Regions from separate parts of the Homo sapiens genome. Here region 1 is linked to region 2. A link is a loop called in an ENCODE intact Hi-C map of the cell type or tissue named here. Cell type or tissue: endothelial cell of umbilical vein. All regions are shown on one strand. Links, peaks and the distances in the headings refer to the core of each region. The heading gives the core; the rest is flanking DNA.

Region 1 (9,955 bases), core at 809-8,808, 86 kb before region 2:
TCCCCAGCTCCCCCTGCAGCTACGTCACCTCCCACGGCCTCCTCCGGCGCCTGCGCGGCTCTTCCCCAGCTCCCCCTGCAGCTACGTCACCTCCCACGGCCTCCTCCGGCGCCTGCGCGGCTCTTCCCCAGCTCCCCCTGCAGCTACGTCACCTCCCACGGCCTCCTCCGGCGCCTGCGCGGCTCTTCCCCAGCTCCCCCTGCAGCTACGTCACCTCCCACGGCCTCCTCCGGCGCCTGCGCGGCTCTTCCCCAGCTCCCCCTGCAGCTACGTCACCTACCCCGGCCTCCTCCGGCGCCTGCGCGGCTCTTCCCCAGCTCCCCCTGCAGCTATGTCACCTCCCACGGCCTCCGGCGCCTGCGCGGCCGCGGCTCCGCCGTTCAACCGCATGCGCGACAGCGCTGAGGCCCGGGGAGCGAGGATCTGCCGCCGCTCAGCCCGGAGCCCGCTCAGAAACCTCGTTCTGCCGACTCGGACGGCAGCCGCCGTTTTGGATCCTGCATTCATTTCCTCCCAGGCTCTGGCTTGTCCCGTCGTTGGTGTCATCTAGGAGCTGCCCAGTCCCGGTCTCACTCATGTGAGTGTGGCGGGCTGGGCGTGTGCAGAATCTCCAGGAGGCACTTTTCTGCACACTCTGGAGAGCCTGCCTGGCCCTCCAAGCACACACCCGTCACTACGCAGACCCGAGAAGGCTCTGCGAGGTGGTTGTGGCTTCCACCACATGAGCACCAGGAGCTGACCTCTTCCCTTCCTCCAAAGTGGCCTCTGGGATGTGCTGCGTGCCAGGCGACATCTCTCCCACCGAGACTCAATCCTCCATCTCCAAGTCCAGCCAAGGCATCCCCGTCAACCCTGCCCTCAAGCAGCACAACTTCTCCCCTGGTCTGGAGACAGAGGAGAAGGAGGGGAGGAAGAGGGTGGGGGCTGGGGGGAGCTTCAGCTGACAATGAGGTGGAAGGAACTAGAAAACATTTCTCCCTCTGAAATAGCGGCATCGGGTCACCAAAGCCTCAGATCAAGTGCAGCTGGAGAAGGGGAAGTGAATGAACTCTTTATCTGGACTTTCTTTATCAAAAAGGTTTAAACTGGATCTAAGGCACACTAGGTGTTTTTGCCCTCGGTGCAAGGTTTCTGCTCCGCAATGGAGCCGTGGAGCAGACAATGGCTGGAGCCCAGCCTGCCCATCAGTGGGGCCTGCACAAGGCTGAGGCGATCTCAGGAATCAGGGCTGGACCCCTTCCAGCTACTGGTCTGCCCACCCCAGAGGCCCCTGTCCTTTGAGTTTCCCGTTATTGGTTTCCCTTTCATTCACTCTTACGTTCAGAGGTCGGACCTAAGAGAACAGAGACACACTGGGTAGTGCAATATGAAGCGGGGCAGCTGGGGTCAGGGTCAGAAAATGGGGCTCGCACTCCCTCCAGCACCTCCTGGCTGGGTGACCCACAGCCACCTCCTCTCTCCTGGGACCTGCGGCTCCTCCATGCCCTGCCTCCTTGGTTGATGAAGAACCAATGGCTGTGTGCCACAAACTACTAGGTTCCATCACAATGGAGGCCATGGGGGCCTCAAGACCAAAGACCCCAAGACCCCTGAGTACAAGCAGGGGCAGCCAGGAATTGGGCCTCTGCTGGGTCCTGGAAACCCCAAAAGCTAAAGGCCCAGGGCTTCGCTCCAAACCTCTCCCTCGAGGCCACACTGAGGACTAAAGGAATTGCCAGAGCTCAGCCTCAAGGGGCTGTTCCTCAATGTGGTGTTGAGGGTGGGATTTGGAAATACAGGCCCAGGTTCGAATCCTCCCTCTGCCAATTGCCAGCTGCCAGACCCAGGGCAAGATCCTATGCCTCTTAGATTCTTGTTTCCTCAATGACAGAGATGGAAAATAATCAGGGATGACAGCCTGGAACAGCAAGTTGTAAGGGTGTATGCATAGACAGATCCCCACTGCGGAGAGCACGCATCAGGGAAGATGCTGCAGCCCCCACCCTGGCTCCTGAAGTACAGTTCAGGTGCATAAGGGCCTCCAGGTCTTTCCTGTCAATGTTCTTGGGGACTATCCATGGTCCCCCACCAACCCCACCCTCCTGACCTTGGCATGCTCAGGGCCAGTGTAACGTCTTTTGTGCTGTCTACTTCTGTTCCAGTCAGGGAGTAGACCCTGAACCTCAGGCTTGGCCTGAAAATTCTCTTCAGCTGCACACAGCTGTCCCCAGCACAGGGACAGGAACAGGAACCAGCAGCGAGGGGCCTGCCATCCCCCAAGTGACAAGGCCCTACAGAGGAACTCCCATCGCTCAAGGCAGGGCACTTGCCCCTCTCAGTTCTCAGGGAGGGATTGCATCAAAGTCAGGGGCTGGGCTGGGAGGACTTACTTGCTAGAGGGAGACAGGCAGGTGGACACTGGATGGGGGAACGAACGTGAGGGTCTGGGTGCAGAGGCTTCCTTGTCGCTTCAGAAAATGTGACACTCCTCATTGCAGCCCCTCTCCCAAAAACCAATCCTCCCCAGTCATCACTAACTCCCAGGCAGTGACGGGGAAGGAGGGCCAGGGGGACCCTTGGGCAAAGCCGGGGGCTGGGCCCTGTTTCTCCTACAGCAGAGAAAGAACTCGGTCAACCATGGTGGCTAGAAGCCGGGGGCTTGGGAAAGAAAGGTCTGCTGTTTGCCAAAATGTAACAGCTCCTCTCCCTCACTGAAGCCCGGGAGAGCAGAGAGCCGTGCCAACCTCTCCAGCCTATTCCTGAGGGCACCTGCCCCCATGCAACCCGCGGGCAGGAGCAGTTCCCTCGCCCGCCGCCAGGGTGCGCCCCGCTCCGAGCAGCCGGACGCCGTCCTCCCGCCGCGACGGGGCACCAGCCCGCCGAGAAATGGCTGCCCCGGGGCTCCTGCGCCCTCTGAGAAGAGTTTGTGGGCTTGATGAGTTTGCTTTACCAAGTATTCCCAAGTACGATGCCACGTGGGGAAAAAGGAACCCTTGTGGCGGGTGTGGACGAATGTAAATACAGACACCCCCGGCGGGCAGGCAGAGGCCCAAACAAGCGGGCCCGCCTGGGGGCCGGCTGCGGGGCGGACCTTCTTCTCCCAACGTTCTAGGCGGCATCTTGTATTTCTGGTGCAATAGAAAAGTTTTAAAAACGTAACTTGGCTTTTTTGCATGTACTACAGGCTCATGAATACTCTGTTCTCTATGTGCACGCATATGTATGTGTGTGTGTGTTCGTGTTTGTGTGTGCATATGTGTGTGTATGTGTATGTGTGTTGTGTTCGTGTGTTTGTGTGTGTTCATGTGTGTGCATGTGTGTGTAGGTGTGTGTTTGTGTGTGTGTGCACGCACACATGCTTTAATGTCTCTGGCATCTGGACCCGCGGCCAGGTGCAGGCCTGGTGGCAGAGTAGGGCTCTGTGTCCACACTAGGGAATTTGGGGGGTCTGCGGGCCAGGGGTACATTGGGAATAGGGGAAAGAGTAGAAAAGGGTCTGGAAATCCAGAGAACATTTTTCCTGAGAGAGTCTCTTGACAAAAGCAGCTTCTACAACTACAGCAGTCCCTCAGCTCTCACAGCTGGGACCTACTAACCCTTGCGCTGTTCTCAGCAAAACTCCTCAGAACTCAGCCACAAAAGGCAAGTCAGCAGTTCACACTTGTGTCAGCCACACAGAAACTGTATTCCACCAAGAACAGCCTGCCCCTAATACAAATAGGGCAGGGGATGGCAAAAGGTTCTGTCCCAAGTCCCCTAAACTGGAGCCACAGAGGGGAGACCATCCACAGAGGAAGCTCTGGGCTCCCGGGGGGGCTCTCAGGACCCCCCACTGCTTGGTTCCAGGGTGAGGCTCTGCCTGGCTCCCCTCATTCCGGAACCACAACTCACAAGCCAAGAAACACAAAACCAAAAGCCACATGAACAGGCACAGACAGCGAGGGAGGCAGGCCAGGCCCCAGGACAGCCTGGGGCACTCCATCAAACTGAATGACCCTGTGGACTCCAGTTAACCCTGAGCTTGCCCCTTTCCCCAGCCATGGTGAAAAAGGCAGAAATGGAGGGGCCTCCCCCATGCCTTGGTGGCCCAGCTCACTATTGGGCCTGTGGAGGACCTGTCCAGCAGCTGTTAGGAAGAGAAGAAGGTACTGGAAGGGCCTGATTAAGGCTGTCTGTGCAGCTGGATCGTGGCTGGGGCAGAGTGGGAAGGAAGGCCAGGAGAGTGGCGTGTCCGATTATGTTCTCCAAAGACGGCCACAACAGTACCTCCCATCCTGTCACCCCTCCCATCAACAAGTGGAGTCTGTGTCCCTTCCCCTTGTATTTGGGGGGAGCTTGTGACTTGCTTGTTACAAATAGAATATGGTGGAAATGATGCAGCATAACTGCCAAAGCTCAGTAGGAAAGGCAATGAAGCAGACACTCACCTCTGGAGCCCTGAGCCTGTAGTCAAGAAGTCTGACTGTGATGAGGCCGCCATGCTCTGAGGAAGCCCAAGCCACATGCAGAGGCTGTTGTGGCCAACAGCCTGGGCTGAGGTCGCACCAACAGCCAGCATCATGTGGGGGAAACATGAGAGATGACATCTTCAGATGGTTCCAGCTGTTGGGTCCCTCTCAGCTGTGGAGTCTTTGCAGTGGAGGCCTCAGACTTTACAGGATGGAAGCAAGTCAGCCCTCCTGTGCTCTGTGCAACTTCCAGACCTGCAGAACCAGGAGTATGGGAAGATGGCTGTGGTAAGCCGCTAAGTTTTGGGGTGCTTTGTTAGAAAACAGCAGTAACTGGAACAGATGGCCCAGGGAGAGATTCAGAAAACTGTGCCAACCAACATTCTGCTCTTTTCACTTTCACGGATGCTGCCGGGACCCAGGAGGCCACAGGTCTTTTGAAGAGCTGTCCCCTCTTTAGCAGGTAATGACTCAGGCTCAGGGGATGTGGGAGCTGCCTCTGGCAGGGCAGCCCCCTCTGCCTGGTGTGCAGGGAACCAAAGTTTGCAGCTTGTGCAAGGCAGACCTGGCCTCTTCTTCTCAGGCCTGAGGAAGGTGCTGCTGGCCAAGACTGACTGTCCGTGCTGGCTGAGCTCTGGGGCGGATTGGCCAGTCCTGCTGGTGTTTCCAGGCCTGATGGATGAACAGGGCCTCCAGAGTCATGGGTGACTACAGCACCGGCTCCTTGTCAGGCCCAAACGAAAACCACTGCTGCTGTGGCCTAGCGACCTTAGAGAGGAGACACACCTTGCCTTTGCCACTTGTTTCTGGCCTGGGCTCTGCACTCCTCTCCATCGGCTACTCTGACTCATCGGGAGTAGACAAAGGGACAGAAGTTTCCAGGAAAAGGGAAAGAGACTGCAGGCAGGTCCTGTGGCTGTGGAAGTGGGTCTGGGGAGCCTTGACAAGGCCCCCCGCTCCAGAGGCCCACATGGCCAGCAGCAGCCAGGCCATAAGCAGTCAGCAGCTGCCATCATTGCCTATCAGACTATCTGTTTCCAAGGAAGAGGCTCCAGGAAGCCACAACACAGACGCCTTTATTCTCCCTGCTGAGATGCCAGCCAGGGACTAAAGGGCAGGAGAGAGGCCTCCGAGGTATGGGTTTGCCTCCCAGAATGTGCAGCCGGAAATGACCTTGACCTTCTCCCATCCCCATTGTGCACATGGGAAAGGAAGGCCCAGGGAAGCGGCCGATCCAAAATGTGTCGTTGCCAGGGCAACCCGGCCGCAGCGCTTGCAAGCCTGGGAAAAAGTTGTTGTTCATCACGGGGGTGGACGTTTGTCTTGTTTTGATTTTTCAAAAGCCTGAACCAACTCAGCTTTTTAACATGCTGCTCCAGGACACGGTGCTACTTGCAGACAGCCTGAGGAGCAGATGCAGGCAGAGCTGATGGTGTTCAGACACCCTCGCCGATTCCAAAACATCCCTGCTCGGCTCCTGCCTCACTTCTCGGCAGACAGCCCTGTCCTGTCTATACCCAAGACCCAAGGGTCAGGCCGATTCCTGTCCATTTCCCTCAATCAGCAACTTTGGTGTAGGAATGAAGTTAAAAGATCCGAGTTCACTGTCCGCAATATGATGCAGTTGCCCTATTTTCTCTTCCCTGAAAAGTTAGGAAACTTTGACATTAAGGAAGTCGTTTGTCATGATTTCTCATTGTCACACAAGTTTAACCACTGTCACATCAGACCAAAAGGCAGCGCTGATCCAGCTGTGTGTGGCATGACTCCAGACTTCTTGGTGAGGAATGGAGATCCTTACGGCAGAATTCAAGCTTCCCTTGTTGCAAAAGAAAGCAAATTCCCCCTCCGGAGAGGCCTTCTCAGCATTGGCCCCAGCTGGAGGCTCTGTCCATTTAACTCCTAAGCATCTCACTTGGGCATCCAGTGAGATGAGCAGGGACCACAGCCATCTCCTAACTCCCCAGTCTCCATTGTGGGGTCCAGGCCTAGGTGGCTCCCAGGTCCTGATTCAGCTTCACAGGGCTGCGGTGCCCTCCTCAAGCCCCGCTGCTTCACCCAGCCTGACTAGCACGGCCTCCAATCCCCCTGTGCCTGCCCCTTCTCTCAGGCACCTCCAGTCTGAAGGACGGTGGGGCAGCTCACTAGTGTGCACCTGCAGGAGGACTCAGTGAGAGGAGGGAGACAGGGCAGCCAGGCACTGCTGTGCTGTGCCCACCCTGCCTACTGGACAGGCCGAGGGCAGGCCATGGGCACCCATGCTCAGGTTTTAAGAAGAGAGAGATCATTCAGAGTGGACCGAGCCATTCCCACCAGCCATTCTACATCGGCGCCCGAGAGGCAGTGCCTCTTGCGTGTGGAGGAGCACACATGAGAACTCCCTGGAGCACTCCCAACTGTAGATCACGGCAGTCGCAGAGAGCCTTAGGAGGCAGAGGGTCTACAGAGCTGGCAGGGGACCCTCGGAGTCCATGACTGTCGCTGTGACTGGGCCCCGCTTCCAGGCTGTGTCCGACAAGGCCAGGAGGGCAGCCTCCACCTCAAGCCTACATCATGCACGCTGGCCCCAGGGGGTTTCTGTGTGGAACACCAGCTGAGTACATGAGGATGAGATGGCACAAACTGCAAGATAGAATAGCGGGGAATAGTACAAATTAAATAAGCCATGAGGTGAGATCACCTCAAGAAGACTGGTGAGCCTAAGCTTTGGCTCCATGATCCTGCCCCTAAGTTCTTAAAAAATGCAGAAAAGGTGTTTAAGAAAATAAGTTAATTCCTGGCAGTGCTGGGGAAAGGTGGTTGCGACAGATCTTGCATTTTCCAAGATGGCTACCACAAGACCTTTCATCCCACATGGCTTTTCTACCAAGGGGCTCAGACGCTCCTCCTATCCAGAGTTGGGGTCTCTCCTTCCTCTCCTGGAACCCTGGTGGGCCAGTGACTACACAAAAGTGATGCCACGTGACTAGCTGGGTCAGAAAGGCCGATTCCATTTCTGCCTGGCCCTCTGGGCGAGCTTATTATTGACACTCAGACTCCATGCTATGAGACAGCCCAAGCCACATGGAGGTGACACAGGCAGGTGTTCCATCTGATGCCCGGATAAGCAGCGCCCAACCAGTCTGGCTGCAGGCCCATAAAAGGAGGGCATCGGAACAGGACCTGCGCAGCCAAACCCATCAACCCTCAGGAGCCATGAGAAATGAGAATAAAATGGTTGTTTTAAGCCATTACCTTTAAGAGTGATTCCTTACTCAGCAACAGATAACCAGAACAGGATACTTTCAGTGGTCCAGAAGTTATGAAGCAGCTGGGATTAGTGAGAATCAGGAAACCATAGCTCCAAATTCTGGAAATGGTGGCTGCTTCCAGTTCAGTGGGAGCAGGTACAAGCGAGAGAACAGGGCTGCAAGTGACCGTTAGGTGCTAAGGGCCTGCATCCAGAAGACCACCCGGGCCCAGCCTACCTGGCGACGCATTCTTGCCTCTCACCTGCAATTGCTGAGGGTAAATAGATACATCACTTACAGATGCGTCAACAGGAAACCTCCCCCTCTAAGATGAGCGCTTAACGAAGACACTACAAACAGCTGAGGAAAACCCACAGCGAGAGAGAGTCACCAAACTCAACAGCTAAACCACCTAAAGAAAGTGAGTTCTTATTACAAAGAAATGGAGATTTTAAAAGAAGTATGTTGGTCGGGCATGGTGGCTCACACCTGTAATCCCGGCACTTTGGGAGGCCGAGGTGGGTAGATCACTTGAGGCTAGGAATTCGAGGCCAGCCTGGCCAACATGGTGAAACCCTGTCTCTCCTAAAAATACACAATTTAGCCAGGCATAGTGGGGACACCTGTAATCCTAGCTACTTGGAAGGCTGAGGCATGAGAATCACTTGAACCTGGGAGGTGGAGGTTGCAATGAGCTGAGATTGCACCACTGCACTCCAGCCTAGGCAAGAGAGTGAGACCCTATCTCAAAAAAAAAAAAAAAAGTCTATTAATGTATTTGGAGAAATAAAGATCAGGCCACTGTTAAAAAAAAAAAGGAACCAACTAAAGACCTTAACATATGATTGTTAAACATATGATTGTTAAAAGGAAAACTCAAGAAAGCCAAGGAGAAAAGTGGAGCCCCCTGAAGAGCAAGTTTCTGGAGTTTGAAGCCAAAGTCCTGTTCAGAATGTAGCACACAAGGAAAACAGCACGAAAACTGTGAAGGAAATGTGAAGGTGCATGGAGGATAGATGCAGAAGTTGCAAAACCATCTAATAGAAATTCCAAAAACAGTGGGTTAGAATTAGAAAACACTAAGAGAAACAGTAGACAAGAAATGTATTGCAACCTATTCCCCAAAAGCTTAAAAAGAGAAAGCTTGGATAGTTCAATAGCCAAAGAATTTGCATAGACAATAAAAGACTAAACTAGAAGACCGAACATTTTTTTAAATGCCTGGGCCCAGCTGTTTTTATAGACTTTTATTTATTTATTTATTTGAGATGGAGTCTTGCTCTGTTGCCCAGGCTGGAGTACAGTGGAATGATCTTGGCTCACTGCAACCTCCACCTCCCAGGTTCAAGCAATTCTCTGCCTCAGCCTCCCAAGTAGCTGGGATTACAGGCGCCTGCTGCCAAGCCTGGCTAATTGTTTTGTATTTTTAGTAGAGACAGGGTTTCACCATCTTGACCGGCCTGGTCTTGAACTCCTGGCCTCATGATCCACCCACCTTCGCCTCCCAAAGTGCTGAGATTACAGGCGTGAGCCACAGCACCCGGGACACTTTTTGCTTAACCTTCAAAGATAGGTAATTATCATGTTAGGTAAACTACTTTGGAGCATACAACAATCTAGAAAGTGAATTAACGTATTTTGCAGGATAATATAAGGTTAATTCCAAAACGAAAAGAGAGCACACTAATGATCATGTATGCAAATATTTTAATATATTAGCAAATCAAATCAAGTAGCATAGTAAAGGAATAACCCATCATGACCAAGTAGCATTTAATCCCAGGTAAGCAAGACTTGCTTGACAGTAAGACTCACTACGTTAGCTTAGTAGAGTAGGAAAAACTAGATGACCCGAACCTCTCAATAGATAGAGGCAGAGTAGGAGAAGAGAACATTTTAGCTGTTGTTTCCTTCACTTGATTAGGGCATTTTCTGCAGACCCACAGCAAAGATCCCATCTACTGATGAAGCCAAGACCCACAGCAAAGATCCCATCTACTGATGAAGCCAAGACCCACAGCAAAGATCCCATCTACTGATGAAGCAAAGACCCACAGCAAAGATCCCATCTGCCGATGAAGCAAAGACCCACAGCAAAGATCCCATCTACCGATGAAGCAAAGACCCACAGCAAAGATCCCATCTACCGATGAAGCCAAGACCCACAGCAAAGATCCCATCTACCGATGAAGCAAAGACCCACAACAAAGATCCCATCTACTGATGAATCCAAGACCCACAGCAAAGATCCCATCTACTGATGAAGCCAAGACCCACAGCAAAGATCCCATCTACTGA
Region 2 (9,955 bases), core at 1,175-9,174:
CACCCTACATCAAACGGTACCTACCACAGCCCCTGACGGGAACTCGGCAGAGTGGGAACAGGGTGGTACAGAGGAAGGGCCTGGTCTTTCCTTTCCCTTCTCTGCTTCCCTGTATGGGTATCCTCTGCTGCAGTTACATTGTTATTTACCACGGAAGAAATAGAATCCGTTCAAAAATCCAAACTGCAGGCCGGGTGCAGTGGCTCATGCCTGTAATCCCAGCACTTTCGGAGGTTGAGGCAGATCCATCACTTGAGGCCAGGAGTTCAAGACCAGCCCGGCCAACATAGTGAAACCCCATCTCTATCCCGTAGAGGGTTTCAACATAGTGAAACCTCATCTCATTTTCATAAAAATATGAAAAATTAACCTGGAGTGGTGGCACATGCCTGTGGTCCCAGCTACTTGGGAGGCTGAGGCACGAGAATCGCCTGATCCTGGGAGGTGGAGGTTGCAGTGAGCCGAGATTGCACCACTGCACTCCAGCCTGGGCAACAGAGGGAGACTCTCTCTAGAAAAAAACAAAAACAAAAACAAAACAAAAAACCCCCAACAATATCCAAAATGCTTCCTTCACAACACTAATGGGATCATTTGAAAGTGCACTTTTAGAAATGATTCGTTTCTAGCTTCAGACCTCGGGGTGTGCCCAGGGCTTCTGAGGCTATAAATGAGATTCCCCTTTCTGAGCTTTTGCCTAAAACTCAACCCAAACTTAATTCAGAATGAATGAATCTGAAGGTAGCCCTAAGGCTTGGCTAGAAGCATTTCTTTTCTCCAGTAGGGTCACACGTGGAGCAGCGAGCGAGGCATGCGGAGGGCTGTGGCGTGAACCAAGGGGATGAGTCGTGGCAAGCTGGCGAGGGGAAGGGGGCAGCGGCAGCCTGGGAGCATCGCCGACTTAATTGTGATGGAGAGAAATTCATTACAGATAAGCCAGCTTCATTTAAGCATTTTCCAGAGCTTGCCCAACCACTTTGCTATTAAGTGATTTGATCAATTTCTTATTATATTTTCTCATTAAAAAGCGGTCAGGCATAACCGACTACTCTTACAGTTTTAAAGGAAATGTAGCTAGAATGTTCTTTAAAGGACATTTCATTTTTGCCTGTATTAGTAAGAAATGAAGACCCTCATCACTGAAACATCATGAATGGTAAATTAAACATATGAAGAAATATCTGACAAAAGACATTAAGTGGTTTAACTGCACTGATGACAAGCCAGCCCCTAATCTGTTTGACGCGATCGTTTCCGGTGAAAATCTACACCCCCTCCCTCACCCCTACACCCCTGCAGAAAACCAAACCGAACTCTGAAGCATCTGCTTTCTACTGGAAGCCATTCGAAATGAGTTACTGTAATTTGATCCATTGCATTGTAACCTTTACATTATCGTTGCATTTATAACAAGTTAGACTAAGAAGATTTGGTGCAAGCATTTTCATTTCAAGCAGGACAGAAGGGGCCATCTTTCAAGGGTTTAGCAAGCACAGCGGGGCCCACCGCGGCAGGTAGCAGCCCTGTGCAGCCGCTTGAGCTGACAGACCACCCCGCCTCCAGCTGAAGCACATAAGCTCCTTTGCAGCAGAGATTACAGCAAGTTATACGGCAGTAATGCAGCCTAATTCCCCAGGGCGGGCGTCTGTGCAGGCACAGGGAGGGCTGGCCCTTGGCTTCCTCCGTGATGAGGGCACAAGAGGAAACCTTGCCACCTGGGGCCTGGCAGAGCAGGCGCCCCTCAGTGCAGTAGGCAGGTGTGTCACCTTCCTGGAGGATGGGTCTTGAGAAACGAGACCCTAACAGCAGGGAGAATGCCTCTGAAAGCCGCTGGTTCCCATAACCTAAGTGTTGTCCTTACGAGATGGAGTGTGGTGCTGGCAACTCACTAGTGTGTACATTTGACTCGGTGAACACACTGAGTAGTGAATGGAGGTGGCTGCAGGAACACCCAGACCTCTAGGTGATCCTTCAAGTGCATGGCAAGGAGGCAAATATGACAATCATTTTGCTCAGGTCAACTGCTATGTAGATGGCCAGTGAGCGCTCTGAGCCTGCTGGGCTGGGGGGAAAGAAACCCGTGTCCACTTCTGGGCTCAGTCAGGGCCTAGGCTTTGATGCCTTTGTGAAATAGCAGGGAGGGGCTCAGACACTTTGCCTATAGGAATCAATAACTCATCAGCAGGGCCATGAAGGCGTGTTGGGGCTGGGGCGGGAATAAGATGAGACATCCGAGGGTCAGAGTTCCTTCCATTATCTGAACTGTCAAAGGGCCCAAGCTGTGAGTTTACAAGCGCCCTCCTCCCTGGCCCTCACATCCCGGAGTGGAGGGAATGTTCCACCTTGGCTCCTGAGGCCTGCCTGCTTTTGCAGCAAAGAGGGACCGTCTCATGACCTTGTGACACGTGGCGTCTCCACAGAAGGCCTTGGGATGCTAGGTCCACATCCACGCTCCGGTCTCATCCCAGCCCAGAACAGCAGTGCAGGGAAGTTGACCCACCTTCTGGAAGCAAGCTGCAGGTTCCCCTAGTCTGCCAGTGCTGTCTGCCCCATAAGGCTCTCCTGGTTCCATTCCATGCAGGGTCCCTGGCATCCAACCACAAAGCCGGGATCCCACTGGCAACCTCTCCCCACACACTTCACTGGGTCATGAAGCCACATCCATCTTCTGCCCTGAGGCTCCCCGCCAGGGTCCTCATGCCCAAGAGAGAAGGAATTCCCTCATTTGTGTGCAAAGTTCAAAAATGTTGTCTATGCATCTATGCCTACAGCTCTGCCTTCCTGGCCAGGACAAACTTGGTGGCCGTTTGTGGGAAGTCCTGAGCTGGTGCTGGGAGGAAGGAGGGAGGTTCCCCTTCATGCTTTTGTGATTGTACCCTTCTCCTCTTCTTCAGCCATATTACACGGCACGATTTTAACATACTGTCCACAGGAGTCACAAAGCAGGAAGCCACAGTGGAAGGGTTAAGCAGGAAGCCTCCAGAGATTCAGGGGGAAGGGATCAGTTCCAGGCCCAGCAGGGGCTGCAGGTCTCAGCCTGTGCACTGGCAGGAGTACTCAGTGCGGAGGATGGGAGGGCACGCCTTTGGCAGGAGGCACATGTGGAGAGGGCGCTCGAGGGAGTAGGGCAGTGTGGTTCCCAACACGCCAGGGGACGGGCGGGAACAAGAGCCCCAGGCCTCCTTGAGGGGCTCTAGTGAGACAGATACTGCCACATGGTCACAGAAGGAGGCCCAGCTGTGTCACATCCCACAGAAGGGTCCAGGGTGGCAGCGGAGCGGACAGTGGGGTGTTTTAGCTGCGTCCTGGGAAACAGTCAGGTTGTCCAGAGGGAGGGAAAGTGTGTGGCAGGGCCGCAGACACGGATGCCCCCACGACTTGGGGCGCAGCGGCTGGAGGAGGTGCCCTGTGGAACGGGGGATGATAGACGCAGGGACAGCAGCCAGGCTGAGGAGGGCCCGGGTGCCTGTGGAACTGCCGAGTCCACCCTCTGGGCAAAAGAACAGCACCAGGTGACGGAGGAGAGTGGAACCTGGAGGCCAGCACGCGGAGTGCAGACACGCCACTGCCAGGGCGGGGAGCTAGAGGGGTCCGGCCGCGTTTCTGGAAACGGAGCCTGGAAGGGAGGCAGTACTTCCATGAACACCAACACTGCTATCAGGAAGAGGGACAGACCTGATCAGGAGTGGGAGCAGGGAAGGAAATGGCAGGTTTCACCAAGGGTCATTGAAATTCTGGACGCACACTCAAACGTGTCACTCACACCACGTCCCAAATCCCCCCAGTTTGTCACTATGGTAAATAGGAAAGCGTTTATAATACTTTGTCATGAAGATGCATATTATGCTCTTCCTTATCGAAGAATAAAAATGTCTCTGCTTTTTCTCCAAGAAAAAACTAAACACTCCCACAGAGTAAATGGCAATTAGGCTGAATTACGGCAATTCTTGCTGTGAGCGCAATGTCATTATGCTGGGACTTAACTGTCATTACACTGTAAATATACCTATCCCGGGGGCAATGCTTGCCCACACGAGCTTGCTACCTTGGCATCAAAGATCTCACTTCTTTTGACTCTTGGGTTATATTGCAACTGTGCTGATTTATCCTCTAACTAGATTGATCCTGGAACCCCAAGTTGTGCCACAGCCCCACGCCAGGCAGTTGTTAAAATGCAGGTTCTATGGGGCCTGGGAGGGGACATTTCTATCCAGGAGCCAGACGCGGCCCAGGCCCGGTTTGAAGACCTTTGTTTTGAAGAACGTGGGGTCAGCGAGTTGATGAGGAACAAGGACGAGCTCATCTGAGGAAAAAACGGAAGGAAGCACTTGAAACCGGGTTTCGTTTCACTCCCAAGCTGCGGTCCACAGAAGCATTTCCCTCAAATAACTTGAAAAACTTTATGAATCGTGTTTAAGTTTTTTACTCTCCAAATGTAATACAATTCTTCAGCTAAAACAGGAATAATGAGACAAAATGGTTCGAAAAGTACAATAGAAAAATATTGTTCACTGGTTTATTTTTCCAAATGAGCATCAGGCTATTTACAAATACGCAGCCCTCCAATGACGTGTATTAAAATGGCAAGTCTATCACTGTTTGAAATCTAAATGAAAACAAATTTATTAAGGCACATTTGATCTGAGAATTTAACTTTCTGGTATAATGACAGATTCATTTCACTTTTGTCCCCAAAACACATGAGCACCAAAATTGTCAAAGAACACTTAATATTTAGTAAAACAGTAAGGAATATAAAAATTAAGGAGGGGAAAAAGCGTTTCCAAAAGGAAATCTTTGGAGATCGGTTTACTGCAAATAAAACAGACTAAACACACTCCCGATACACATAAATAATACTAACTAACAGGTACTCAAGAAATGGCAGAGCTCTGAACAACAGATATTAAATAAATTAAAGGTATTTCAGATACAAAGGATAAAACAAAACAGTAATGAAAGAATGAAAACCATCTCCACCCACATAACACAGACAGGATGAAAGGAACAAAACCAAATACATTTTTCCCCAACGTTTTGATTAGGGTGTATGTGTGTATGTTTCAGTCTGTGTACATCAGATTTATTGTAATAATTCATCTTTGTCATTCTAAACATTAATATTTTACCCTTTAAAGAGAAGGGTCAAGAAGAGAAAATGCCAAATCCTTCTTGAAATTTAATGCCAGGTCTATTTAGGCCGAATGAACTACCACGAGAACAGCCACATACCTCACTGTGCCTTCTTCACGCCCCTTGCTTTAAAACCTACGTGGCCAGCTGGGCTTGCATGGTGAAACCCCGTCTCTACTAAAAATACAAAAAAACTAGCTGGGCGTGGTGGTGTGTGCCTGTAATCCCAGCTACTCGGGAGGCAAAGGCAGGGGAATTGCTTGAACCAGGGAAGTGGAGGTTAAAGTGAGCCAAGATTGCGCCACTGCATTCCAGCCTGGGTAACAGAGTGAGACTCCGTCTCAAAAAAAGAACAAAACAAAACAAACAAAAAACCTACGTGGCCATGCTGAGCAGAGTACCATGAGAGGAAATGATCAACTCTGGAAAGCTCTCCTGAAGACAATGATGAAACAGCTATTATCACATTTCCTTATCTTACAACTGGAACATGAAATGGCTTTAAAACAATTGTAAAAAAAAAAAACAAAACACAAAAGGTAGAATCTGTGGAATGTTAACAATCACAACAGAACATTTACCAGAGTTACAGTGTTTTGTTACAATAATACTTTGCAGGAATGTTCACGTTTTCTGCCATAGGACTGGAGCAAAGGGTCTCAAAAGAAAACATTTTTTTAAAAAAGTTTTGTTCATCAGGTACATTTCAAGTCAAAGTTAAGCAGGTCTGCTACATAATGTTCAGCAAGAAGATGTGTTCAAAGGCAAACACTGATCACCTTCTTGTTCAGAAAGCTCAATCTTAAAGGAGTCCTATGTAAGAAAACCACTTGTAAAATATATCCTTGTATACGGACTTCAAAAACTGATCATACAAAAAATTTTTGAAAAATAAATTAGATAATTAAAAACGTCTTTTCCAGCAAAGCTGGACATTAGGCTGTCCTCACTGAGCCATTATTATTGCTGCTTTTACTGTAACTTGGATCATTTTTTTCCAGCCACATCTCAGCCAGCTGCTGGGTGGACCCATAGGTCGATGCTTTGGACCCCAAGCACATTTTGTACTGTTTGGGGTCAAGATTGGGATCACAAAAGACAGGATGGTGGACGTGGACTACTCCTACTTCCTGGCTCCTAAACGTCTTCAAACCTGCCTGGACAACCTTGTTGAAAAGGTCCACATCCTCCAGCCCCCAGCCTTGGATGGAAACATCAAAGCCACCCACTCGGACAAGATCTCCCTTATAAATACACGTGATGCCAAACCCATAGTTTCTCCAGAAGCCAGTTTTCTGAGTAAAGGCAAAATGGTTGTCACTGGGAACTTTCCCACTATAAACAATCTTTGGGTCATACTGGCTGAAGATGATTGGAAAATATATTTGTTGGCCCAGAACTGTATTTGCTCGACATCGCTGAAGGAATTCTGTAGTAAACACGAGGTCGACGTCGCAGAAGAAGAGCAAAGATTCATTGTTAAACTGGGAGGATCCTACTTCCAGGGCCAGGGCTCTTGAAAACTCTCCAGACACAGGCAAAATCTGCATGTCGGCTTTAGGGTACTTAATGCGGTAATCTCTCATCAGTTCAACTTGTTTGGCCTTGTCAGGGTTGGAGTCAGAATTGAAAAGCAGAACCACGAGCTTGACGTTCTGATTGGGGATAAGACACGTCTTCTCAAAGTTTCCCATAAATCTCACAAACATGTCGAAACGCCCAGACAAAGGAATCAGTATGTTTATCTTTTTATCTTTGGGTTCTTTGTGCTCACTCTTCGACCCAGGGAGCTGAAAGGGGACGAGCTTCTTCAGGGAGTTTGAGAGAAAGGACAAGGATCCAGATTCCTGATTGATTCTCTTGGCCAACTCTTGTGCATCCAGCTCCTCATGCTCCACAAACTGGATTTTGCTGAAAGTCTGCTGTAAATACGCGTGCCTCCTCACAGGGACCGTCATTTTCTTCCCTTTGTGCTTTTTGTACAGAAGCAGCAGGTCCAGGATGTACTCAGCCCCATACATGGGGTTCACCCGGCGGTAGCCGTACTGGATCTCTTTGAAGTCAATGATGCGCCCTCTGGTCTTGGCGTTGGCATTGATCATCTCCATGACCTGCATGACAATGTCGTCCAAGGCTTCCCTCTGGGCGGAGTCCATTCCTCTTCGAGGGGGCTGGCCGTCAACTGCCGAATACAAGTATTTTCCAGTCAGAAACTCCCATTCCAGAATCTCCTCTCGCTGGCGGGGCTGAAACCTCATGAAGGAGGGAGGGATTCCCAGCTGGAGGTCCTCTTTATGAATTTCTGTGTTGCTGTATTTGCTCATCAGGACAATTTCGCGGTGCAGCTGTATTGTGCGATGGCGGAGCTCGGATATCTTGCGGCTCAGCATGTAGCTGTGGAGCCTGTACTGGTAGGGTGGGTTTTTGTTGGGGTGTAATGTGATAGCTTGGTGAATTTTACTGTTATGGAGATCTCTAATGTACCCCTTTTTGTTCTGCTCGTAATTCTCATAAAAAAGCTGCTGCATCTGTTACAGGAAAAAAAAGAGATCACAAATTTAGTATTGTATGATTGAGTGCCAGCACATGCTAAAGAAAATGCAAATATTAGAAATGTTTCTGAATGGACCACAGCACACAAAAGGCCCTAGATAAGGCCCGATCAACAGCAGTCCAATGTGGTTAGAAGAATTCACAGATAGAAACTGCTTAAGGAAGTAAGGGTTAATAACCAAAGTTGGCCAATATACTTTCACAGGCAAACAGAATTATGAAAAAGTTGTCCCATAATGAAAACATATAAAATTGAGATCACAGTGCACCACAGGAGCATGCCTGAAAGATAAAGCCACCCCCGTCCCACTACGCCTGTGAAAGGGACCCACAGAGTCATGCGTCCCTGGCTGAAGACCTGAATAGCAGATCCTGCGGCTTCTATCTGTGGGAATAAACTTCCTCCTGAGAGCCAGAAGAACTCCAGGCAAACAACCTGAGCGAAGGAGTACCCTGCTTCCAGGGAGCTAAGGGAAGGGAAAGCCTATCAGAGGCAGGAGGCGGCCTGGCCCTGCGAGGATGCTGCAGGGATGAATCAAGGCTCTGCTGAGGTCTCTGGAAGCAAAAGCACACGCTGAAAACCCTCTTCACGCTGCTGGCCTCCTGCGTACGAGGAAGGTACCCCTCTCCCAGGTCTTCTGTGGAGGCAGGAGCGGGCCTGCTTGCTCAGCACGGGGTCTCCGGCACCAGCACGGAGCTTGGTGCCTGGGGGATCAGAAAATGCTGGCAGATGGGAAACATGCAGGACGCACAGGGCTCACCATTCCACCAACCCTGCCTCCGCCCCGTGGCGCAGGTTTTGGGACAGCATAAGCTTACGGGCCATCAGCCAAAATGGGTTCCCTCAAGTTAGGAAGGGAATGTGCCTAATGCCTCAGTACATCTGGGCAAGGAGATGAACGTTTTTACAAAGCATGTTGGAATGCAGAGTAATAGTTTGCAAAAAATGTTCAGTGAAAGCATTTGAGGTTGGTATCTGGTAAATTAGTCCTGTTTCTTTCAAGTTCATGGTTGTTTTTTGTTCATATTGTTAAAGACTAACTCTTGGTAAGGGATGACACGCATTCTGGCTGACTGGTTTATTTGCCTCTGGACAATCATATGCTGACTCTTTCCTGAGCCACTGCAACTACCGTTTAATAGTAGAGAAATATAAATGGGCACTTTTATACCTTACTTCTTTTTCTCATAAGGTAAAAAGTAAACAGGGAGCTGGCATGCCTGCCAGGCCCCGCACAGAGCTGGGGTCTGATGAGGGCTAACCTCTACCTCCTGGGCACCCGTGAGTCCGGTCTTAGAGCAAGAATTAGAGCAGAATTACAGGTCCTCCAAAGTGCCGCCGCTGTTTCCAACTTTCCTTCCCACACCGCTTATGCTCCCCACATGGCAGGTGCACGCATGGACTTACCACTGAAATCACTCCCACACTGTGGCACACTTTTCTAATTAATTAGAAAAGGTGGTGAGGTTTTCTGTGGGGGTAGGAAGCAGGGCCTCCCTAGGCTAGGAGGAGAAACTCCGACTCTGACCCCCATGCAGCACACAGGGCACACTTTATATGGAATTTTACATGCCCCTTCTGCTACCTACTATCAACTTTACTATCAACTACAGGAAAGCAAATCTCAAATTCTTGTTTTAAATAAACTGAAGCAAAGAAGTAACCTGGGGCTTGCTGAGAGAAGGCAGTAGGCGACTGGCACCGGGACTCCTTCAAGCCCTGATGGGCGGGCCAGATACAAACAACATGAAGATAAAGGCCCTGCCACAAGGCTTGGATGAACCACGTTAACTTATCTCTCTTTTTACTTTGCTCCTTCTGTGGGTCGCAACAAAAGAAGCCTGATGCACTTCCTGCCCAAAGCATCCTTACTGTTCACTTTCTAGCTGGGCTGATTCTTGGGTACAAACGGCAGGGCTACAAGGTGGCAAATGTCATGTGGGGACTCAAAGAGAAGAAAGGTTGAGAAAGGTTATTTGCAGGCCATAAAACCTTGAAGCAAATATAGTCATTTTACAATCCTGTTGGGGCACTCGGAGGCACAGCAGTTACAAGGACCTGCTACGGTGCCTCAGAAGACGCTCCCAGGGTCTGGGAAGCCATGCTTCCTGTTCCACCAAGGCCAGCCTTTGTAACGTGACTTAAGTAACTGCGCAGGCCACCAGACCCCACCGCTGACTGCACCTGAGGATCTCATGGTAAGGAAGGCTCTTCCACGGCAGAGACCCACAAGCCCACAATGTGCCTAACTGAGAGCTAGCAGAGTCA

The links. A loop is a pair of places that touch in the nucleus more often than their neighbours do. Peaks named below come from ENCODE experiments on the same cell type or tissue, not always from the same donor. Only the 100,000 strongest peaks of a DNase experiment are listed, where the experiment ranks them.
Region 1: it touches region 2 in a loop (8-fold over the local background); 5 of 110 quality-filtered maps call a loop at or near these places.

The regions. Positions count from the first base shown.
Region 1 is chr15:101,086,160-101,096,114 of GRCh38, forward strand. The region is part of intron 1 of LRRK1-AS1 (LRRK1 antisense RNA 1); the gene reads right to left. Among named protein-coding and RNA genes, the nearest start is that of LRRK1-AS1, 61 kb to the right of the region's middle. RefSeq lists a silencer at 2,714-2,953. In endothelial cell of umbilical vein, for the core only: a CTCF peak has its summit at 2,795 (motif pointing right); DNase peaks (open chromatin) are centred at 2,832 and 5,622; H3K27ac peaks cover 1,277 bases.
Region 2 is chr15:101,171,320-101,181,274 of GRCh38, forward strand. It overlaps CHSY1 (chondroitin sulfate synthase 1), which reads right to left. Exons shown (of 3, transcript NM_014918.5): 3 at 4,408-7,661. The coding sequence ends at 6,069. Among named protein-coding and RNA genes, the nearest start is that of LRRK1-AS1, 24 kb to the left of the region's middle. RefSeq lists enhancers at 1,217-2,103, 2,992-3,878, 7,765-8,375, 8,376-8,985. In endothelial cell of umbilical vein, for the core only: no CTCF peak of the experiment used is centred there; a DNase peak (open chromatin) is centred at 5,612; H3K27ac peaks cover 1,965 bases.